Regions from separate parts of the Homo sapiens genome. Here region 2 is linked to region 1. A link is an interaction called in ENCODE POLR2A ChIA-PET data of the cell type or tissue named here. Cell type or tissue: B cell. All regions are shown on one strand. Each heading gives the region's core, and the rest is flanking DNA. Links, peaks and the distances in the headings are about the cores only. Region 1 has its middle 34 kb from the start of CHRNA1. Region 2 has its middle 100 kb from the start of ATP5MC3.

What was found. ChIA-PET counts read pairs that join two places held together with the same protein. Peaks named below come from ENCODE experiments on the same cell type or tissue, not always from the same donor. Only the 100,000 strongest peaks of a DNase experiment are listed, where the experiment ranks them.
Region 2: POLR2A ChIA-PET joins it to region 1 with 7 read pairs; 2 of 35 experiments call an interaction of 5 or more read pairs at or near these places.

Annotation. Positions count from the first base shown.
Region 1 is chr2:174,728,139-174,732,533 of GRCh38, reverse strand. No RefSeq gene overlaps it. Among named protein-coding and RNA genes, the nearest start is that of CHRNA1, 34 kb to the left of the region's middle. RefSeq lists a silencer at 2,079-2,373 and an enhancer at 1,972-2,711. In B cell, for the core only: no CTCF peak of the experiment used is centred there; a DNase peak (open chromatin) is centred at 2,293; H3K4me3 peaks cover 853 bases; H3K27me3 peaks cover 2,610 bases.
Region 2 is chr2:175,280,830-175,285,224 of GRCh38, reverse strand. No RefSeq gene overlaps it. Among named protein-coding and RNA genes, the nearest start is that of ATP5MC3, 100 kb to the right of the region's middle. In B cell, for the core only: a CTCF peak has its summit at 2,725; a DNase peak (open chromatin) is centred at 2,694.

The DNA of each region.
Region 1 (4,395 bases), core at 155-4,154:
GGCTGGAGAAATTCTTTACAAACAAACCTTGTTATACCATCTTCCCGAACACATGTCTACCCAATTAGCTCCCTCGCCCAAGTCCCTTTGTCTTTCCTCATTTTCACAACTTACTATGCTTTGTCCAATTCAGTACATAAGTAACAGATTCTAACGGCTTCTTTGGGATTTCATTTCCGTATGAGGGCTCCTGTGCCACATAAAACTTGTATTAAGTGAATTTGTATGTTTTTCTTCTGTTGATCTATCTTATATCAATTTAATTCTTGAGTCCAGCCAGGACCCCAAGGGGATGGAGGTGCAGTTCTGCCTCCCCTACAGTTTCTGGTGACAAGGGAGGGACCCTAAAAGGCAGGGATGCCCACTAGCTCTGCAGCTTGGAGATGGGACTGGGAAGACTGACAAAAGATGGTAGAAAGTAGGAAATCTCACCCAGTCAGCTCTTAGATCTCTGTCTGTAGTGGCCATTCGAGAAAGGGAGGTAAACATTGTTCGTCGTCTTTTCCTTTCCAATTCAGATTGGTAGGAGAAAACATTTATAAGAATTAATTTTTCAAATTGTGACTCTTGTGAATTTGGTTCTGAGTACCCATTGGTTATAGATCACAGCCTCCCAGGAATGGTCCTTGTTTTCCTTGTCTCTGTCTTTTGTGTAGTTTGTCATAAGGAGGAAAATCATAAGATTTGGCCTTCATCTTGTTTTATGTCTTGAGAGCTTAGCTCGGGAACCAGTGAGGATATTCTCTGTGGTCTTTGCCAGCAGAAGTCGCACGTTGTCAGGCTTGCTTCAGGCGGCTAGCCAACTGGCTAGGAGTCCAGAACCAAAGTATCTCTTTGTCCCACTGTGCCAGCTCTTAGGGGAGTTTGTCTTAATTGTCTCAACTTCATTGCCTTGTTTTTAAAAAGGTCTGGCCGTTCTTAGGATATTCGGAGCAATTTGGATGCCAAGGCGGACAGTGTGCTTTTGCACCCTCTCTTGGAGGCACTTCTTGAGCCCATGGTTAAGTGATAAAAGGCTTCTTGGTTTTAAGCCATGAAAAGGCTTGTTGGTTTTGAGTCACAATTGAAATAGGTATACTTCTAAAAATTTGGACTTTTGTATCTAAAAGGGTTTTATTGTTGTTGTTGTTTTTTTTTTTTTTTTTTTTTTTTTTGAGAGACGGAATCTCGCTCTGTTGCCCAGGCTGGAGTAGAGTGGCACTATCTTGGCTTACTGCAACCTCCACCTCCCGGGTTCAAGCGATTCTCCTGCCTCAGTGTCCCAAGTAGCTGGGACTACAGGCATGCGCCACCAAGCCCAGCTAATTTTTGTATTTTTTAGTAGAGACGGGGTTTCACTATATGTTGTTCCAGGCTGGTCTGGAACTCCTGATCTCGGGCGATCCACCCGCCTTGGCCTCCCAAAGTGCTGGGACTACAGGCGTGAGCCACCGCGCCCAGCCAGTTGTTTGTTTTTAAAGAGTGCTCTCATCCTAAGCTGTCCTATTGGGTACCTATGGGAAAATCAAATTAAACGACACAAAATAATTTAATGGCTACCCTTAGCGATTCCCTTAGCAAGATTAAAGAACACAATCAGACTTAAAACAAAAATTCAATCCACACCGCTATAAATTTTCCCTGGGTGGTGAGACTGCAAAAGGCACTTAAGTCACCAAAGCCCGGGACTTGGCAGGAGGCCCCAGCGTGGAGGCTGCAGCTCATGCTGACCAGGAAGGCCCGGAGCATCTCACGGTCATGAAAGGGCCTCCGCCCTCACGCAGGAGGTCCCCGGAGGCAGGTCTGGAACTCCGTCCAGTCCTCAGAGTGGCAGTGCACTAGCGACCCTGACTACGAGCTCCAGGAACAGGCGAAACCTGCCGCACTCAGCTCCTAGGGGCCCCAATTCTGACAAAGGGAGCCTGCAGCACTCTGTGTAGGATCCTTAAAGTCTTTGATGGGCTTAGAGCTAGAACCAACCAACCAGAGAGGAGAAAGAAAACGGATTCAAAGACAGGAAATACAATCGGCTAAAAGCAGCGTTTAATAGCCGCGTCCTGGCTAGGGAAGGGAAGGCACCAATGCGAGGCCTGCGTGGCTGAGTGGCGTCACCTTGCCCTTCCCGTGTAATGGGACCAAGGAAGAAGCACAGACCTACTGCCCGGGGCTCCCGCCCTCCACAGCCCCTCCCCTCCGGGTTTCCCAGCGCGGGAGCTATGGGGCAAGTGCACTGCCTCGCCGCTCCACACTCGCTTGAACGCGTAAGAAATCCTCGTCAGACTCAGCTCCGGGCTGGGAGGGCTTGCGGAGGCAGCGGCGCAGCAAGCTGGCCCCAGCCCGGGTGGCAGTTCGCACCCACGCACGTCCAGCCGGGGTCACCACCTGGAAGCGCTGCATCCCATCACCTGCGTCGGGTCCTTCCAGTGCCCACCGATTCCACTGCCCAGTTACGGGGAGGATTGTACGGGGGGTGGGGAGGGACACACAGCACCTCACGCACGCCGAGGGCACCAGGACCCTCTAGCAGCGACGCGCCTCAAGTCGCTGCAGAAGCTGCAGAAGGTACATCTAGCCCTGTCTGCATGGGCTCCTTCGGCGGAAGGGAACATCTCACACTCCAACCCGAGCAAATCTAGCGCTCCTGCCAACACCGCCCGCCGCAACAGCAACGAATTCATCCATCCCAGATTCGCCACCAGGGTCCGACGGTTCTGTCCCCGCGGGCCTTACCACTTGGCTTGCGGTGTTGACGCTGGACTGTCCGAAGGCTTTTGGCAAAGTTGCTTCCCAAGCATGTTTACTGTGGAAGGGTGAACAGCCACCAAAGACACCACCTGCAACACAAGTACATAGGAGGTTAAGAGCCACGTGTCTTTTCTGAATTAAGGGTAAAAGTGAGAGTTTCAGGAAGATGATGCTTATAATTAGAAACTCTTAACTTTCCCCCACTTTTACCTTTTTAGATCCATGGTTCAATTGCAAATACCTTCATTAAGCTTAATTGTCATTTTTTTTTAAAGGGAGGACAGGGGTTGCATTGGCAGGACTCACTTGTTCCTTCCCATAGGTCTGGTTCATTCCTCCCTGGGCACTTCCTGGCTGGGACTCGGGTGTCCCCGGCATATCACCGACTGCTCTGAGCCCCTCTGAGGCTGTCTACTAGGGAGAGTGCTGGTGGAACTGTGTGATCCAGAAATAACGCTCTTAAAAGTCTATGTTTTTATGATAATTACAGAATAGAATTTTAACATTGGAATTAACTTTTACTCCAACATTTCTCTATATAGTTGCAAAACTAGTTCAGAAATCTTAATGATCCACTTTTCCTTAAGAAGAATTGCATTTCTGTTTCCAGAAAGAATGCCTTGTGAAGAAGCTGCCCCCTCTTTAAATACACAGATCACAAAGCAAGTGGGAAAACAGATCTACATAGATACACAAATATTTATTCCTTCCACAAATGGAAGGATGCTGAGTGTTCTCCGTACCCGGCGCCATTCTTGGTCCTTGGGATATAACGATAAATCAAAATCAGGAAATATTTTATTTTACATAATAGATAATAAACTGAAGTAGAAATGATAAAATTTTTTAAATGGCATTAGAGGGCAGAGAGGAAATAAACAAGGAAATCTGTAAAATAGGTTGTGGCACCTTGGATAATGAGGCAGGAGGCAGGGTGGTTGGGAAAAGCCCTGGGAGGAGAACTGTGAGTGGAACCCGGATGGAGTCTAGCAGCAGGCACAGACCGGGAGGCCAGTGAAGCTGGGAAATGCCCGACACCCTTGGGTGGAGAACAAGGTAGACTGAAGAACAAGACAGATTTTCAGGTCATTACAACACCAGGAAAGGAGAAATCCCTGTTCCTGTCAAGCTTCCGAACCACTCTGATCTCTCTACACAAGACCAGCCCTGGCCGGGCGCGGTGCCTCACACCTGTAATCCTAGCACTTTGGGAGGCCAAGGCAGGTGGATAACCTGAGGTCAGGAGTTCGAGACCGGCCTGGCTAACATGGTGAAACCCTGTCTCTACTAAAAATACAAAAATTAGCCGGGTGTGGTGGCAGGCGCCTGTAATTCCAGCTACTTTCGGAGGCTGAGGCAGGAGAATCGCTTGAACCCAAGAGGTGGAGGTTGCAGTGAGCCGAGATGGCGCCATTGCATTCCAGCCTGGGTAACAAGAGCGAAACTCCATCTCAAAACACACACACGCACGCACACACACACCACCACCACCACCAACAAACCAGCCTTTTCCAGGAACACCCACCTGTTGCTGCGGGGGAGGATGGTTCTCAAGGCTTCCTCCCACAAAGGTTAACACCAGGACAACATTTTCCTTCATTTCCACCAATTCCATCATAATAACTTCCAAATAATAAGACATTCAAATACATTATCTTCAATTTAGCTCAA
Region 2 (4,395 bases), core at 207-4,206, 550 kb before region 1:
GAAATATAAATGCATTCTTTAATTACAATAAATTACCATGATTTTATATAGTCAATATGTAATTAATAAATACACTTAAGTTACTTTATTTAGGAAAAGTTTAATGCCTTGAGAGAAAAGGAGATAAGTCATTGGGCTGTGAGTTAGCAAGAAAACCTGAAAAAGAATGAAACCTCCTGAACCATGTGGCTCCCTCTTCTTTTAACAGAATTTCTAGCAATGAAGTGCTTGGAGACTCTAGTTTGAGTTCTAAGTCCCGCATTTCCAACATGTGAACCTGAGCGAGCCACGTATCTACCCCAAGCCTCAGTTTCCTCATTAGTCAAGTAGCCTATTTCATGATAATCCTGTCAAGATCAATAGAGATCTGTAGGGCAGAATTATAAGCAAGTATTATCATCACAATTATTGTATGTAATACACTTCTACTCATTTTGTAGCTACCAGTTGCTGTATCAAGGTATAGTTAAATTTGGATAGTGATAGCCACCATTTATTAAACACTATGCATCAGATATTGTGCTAAATGTTCACATATGCCATCTCATTCATTTTTTACAACAACACTAGTATTATCCCCATTCTATAATTGAGGAATCCAAAATTCCATAAAGGAGTAACTTGTCCATGGTCACACAGCTGGTAATTGATGGAGCTGGGATTGAATTGGTATCTAGCTCCAGAGCTGATGCGCTAAACCACCTGGGTAGACTTTCTCCCTACTAACATTGATAAAATTATACAAGCCCTACTCATCACATGCAAACTCCCTATTCATTATTAAGAACAAAATAGCCAGTGAATTCTAAACCTAGGAAGAAAACAATCTATTCAGGTATGATCAATCCCTTTGCTATGCTACCCTCCCTAGCAATGAGTGTAGCGTGTTGGAAGCAGTTACTATCCTACTAGCTAGACTCTAAGCTTCAAGAGGGCAGGTTCTCACTGCCTACTTCATCACAGAGTGCAAGAATACACTGCTTATTTGGTAAATAGTTCATGTTATCACCAAATTCCTTAAAAACATGCACTATTGAAGGAAAATTCTTGTCAGGCTAGTCTTTTGCATTACTGATAGAAGAAGTAAAATTTGGAAGAGGACAGAGACAGAATAGCATCTACTGGGTCACTTGCTGGCCTAGGAGCTTTAGAATAGAGGCATCCCTGCAGCTCCTTAGTCCCAGAGGCCTGCATCTTACATGTGAAGACATCCGGGGTTAGAAATCAATGAAGGGCCTGTACCTCTGGGAGGCAGGGATATGAGCAAGAGAAGGAGGAAGTGGAGAAACCATTTTTCTCCTTCATCCTAAGTGACCGGCACAGCAATAGACCCTGTGTCATTGGGCACACTGGGGAAAAATGTTCATTGTAGAACCCAGATGCCAAAGTGAAGAAGAAACAGAGTGTTTTCAGCAGCTGCATCTGGCTTTTTGGCAAGCTCTCCACACTTTGGTACTGATTATCCCTGCATCTGCTCCTTAATCGTTTCACTAGTTACCTGTGAACTGTTTTACTCACTTTGATCACACATTGCTTGGAACATGGAAAAAGGTGCCACTGTTATGTCTATTTTCAAGCTGCTGTGAACCTTTCCAAAGAAATCAATATCAAAAAACTTTCAGCTGTAGGGATAAAAAGAAAGAAAGAAAGAAAAAGAAATTCTCTATTCTGGACTCCCAGCAGCTAAGCACCCTGATCACGTACACATATAATGATTTCAAAAATTGAGAAAAAACTGTGCCTTATCCTGAAGTTAAGTGCTCCCTTTCTGTAAATGAGAATAGGGTTCAAAGGGTTAATCCAGTGGCCACGCACAGTTAGGTAGGCCCTTCGGAAATTTAATCTACAAGGAGGATTTGTTAAAACTCTCATCTTTAGCAGGGCTTTTCTGCACATCAGAAAAGTGAGATACATTTCATGGCTTTCCCTCTACACATTTTTATGCTACACCTTTCAGCAAAAGCTTTTACAATGATATTAAACATTAACTCTGTATGGGTTAATCCCAAGACACAGCAGCAGCCTTAAGGTTAACAGTCCTTTTAATTAAAAGATAAGTCAGTTATTGAACACAGAAGCTAATCACAAAAGGATTACCACTGAAAATGAACATAGTCTGTGCAATTAGTCTGATAATTAAGACTTAAGTACTGGACAGAGATCAAAGTGCTTGTAATATGCAATAAAGTTCCCAGAGTTGTAAGGATATTCAAAATGTTAGCTTGTGCTTTTATTGCACCTTCCATTTATCGTGTACCCATGATAGCAGCAAACACATTTCCCCGATGGATGTCAGCATGGATAACTGCAACAGCTGTTACTACATAAGCCTGGTGTTTCTCACAATATGATTACTCTGTCAACGATGGCCGTAAAAGGTGGCATCTGCATTCATCAAACAGAGTTATCAATAAATGTAAAACCATACAACAATTAGAAATCTCAAAGGAAGAACAAATCTAACTGGAAAAAAAAATGTCAACCACACTCTTTAATTACTAAAATTGTTAATCAATAAAATGCCTTCATAACTTTTAATTAAAATTTGATTTGAACTGGATGTTTGGATAATCTGATTCTTTGTTTTCATTATCTTTAACAGTTGCATTACAAAATTCTTAGTGGCATCTGTGAGCAGCCATCCCCTGGGGAACACTTTATATCTGTAATTGCATATTGTTACCTACAGAGGGTGTTAAGAATCCTTGTTAAAAATAAAGGAAATAGGAGACATCTCACAGTAGCCATTATTGTGGAACAAATTACTAGGTAGAGCAATCCAGAAGCTGTCAAGAAAGGTTAGCAAAAAGGAGTGTCAGGAAATCAACCATTCAGCAATTCATCATGGGCCAAAACTAGCTCTAAAATAAAACCAAGGAAAAAAGGTATCGGTTTTATGAAGTCAAGACATTGTCTTTGTTTATAGCAGTGAATAAAGATTATAAGAGGTTACTGATGAAGGATAAAAAGATGAAATGATAAAGGAAAAATCAATTGCTTTAATCACACTGATGCTCAGACAAGATATAATGAGAACAACTACTTAGAATTCCAAAAGCTCAATGCTGTATACATTATCTTTAATTTGTGTTCATAAGGGTCTGTGTAATTTATGCATCACCAGCCCCAGGAGTTGACTGGTAAGTTTTCATACCTTCATATCAGTCTCTTCAAGCTGAATACATGTATCACTGTTACTTTTTTTTTTTTAAAGACAGACTCTCACTCTGTTGCCCGGGCTGGAGTGCAATGGTGTCATCTCGGCTCACTGCAATCTCCACCTCCCAGGTTTAAGCGATTCTCCTGCCTCAGCCTCCCGAGTAGCTGGGATTACAGACGCACGCCACCACGCCTGGCTAATTTTTCTTTTTTAGTAGAGAAGGGGTTTTGCCATGTTGGCCAGGCTGGTCTCGAACTCCTGATCTCAGGTGATCCGCCCGCCTCAGTCTCCCAAAGTGCAGGGATTACAGGCGTGAGCCACCATGCCTGACCACTGTTACATTTTTTAATGTCTTTTTGATTTGTAGAAAAACAAAGTTGATCTTGAATTTCTTTCCTGAGTTTTCACTGGGATTTCATTTGACTGTCAACTCCAACCTACATGAATAAACCAGGTTGACTGTTGCTTATTTCACTGCTGAAATAATTAGCAAGCTCTCCTTTCACATTTTTGAATGCTGATACATGTAGAATTTAATACTCAAAGATTCACTCTTAAGGGCTTTTCTTTCCTTAATCTCAGCTTGGTTTCCTGGATTCCCATATGCATAAGAACAATTGAGAACTATAGCCAACCAACCTATCCAGTGTCCTAGCAAAGGCCACTGATGGGGTGCAGAACACACAATCTCAAAATATGGCACCTTGGCATTTGAGAAAACAGTAGAAGCAGGATGGTCACTCTCATCTTCTTCCCTAAAGTAGGCCCTCAACAAATTATCTCATCTTCCAAAGTAGGTCATAAGACAGTCATTTCAGAGACACCCTCCCTATACCTTAGGGAGGAAAAGAATGTCTCTATGAAGGACTTTGAAGACACAGGGAAACAGAAAAGAATCTGAGCAATCAGGCCTTACTAAGTTCCCCGGTTTATTACCATTAGATCATACACCCTTTATCTAATCATACTTCTGCACGACTATCCACTTCTTCATCAAATTTAGCATAAAAATACACAGGTTTCCCTGTTTCTTTGGGTCTTCATTTCTGAAGGCCTTCATGTCACATGAAACTTATATTAATTATGTTTATGTGCTTCTCTCTTGTTAATCTGTCTTTTGTTATAGAGGCCTCAGCCATGAGCCTTATGATAAGTGAGGGAAAGATAGCCCTTTTTCTCCCCTACACTATAATTCATAGCTCATAACAGACAGAATGTGCCCTCTATGCTTTTTT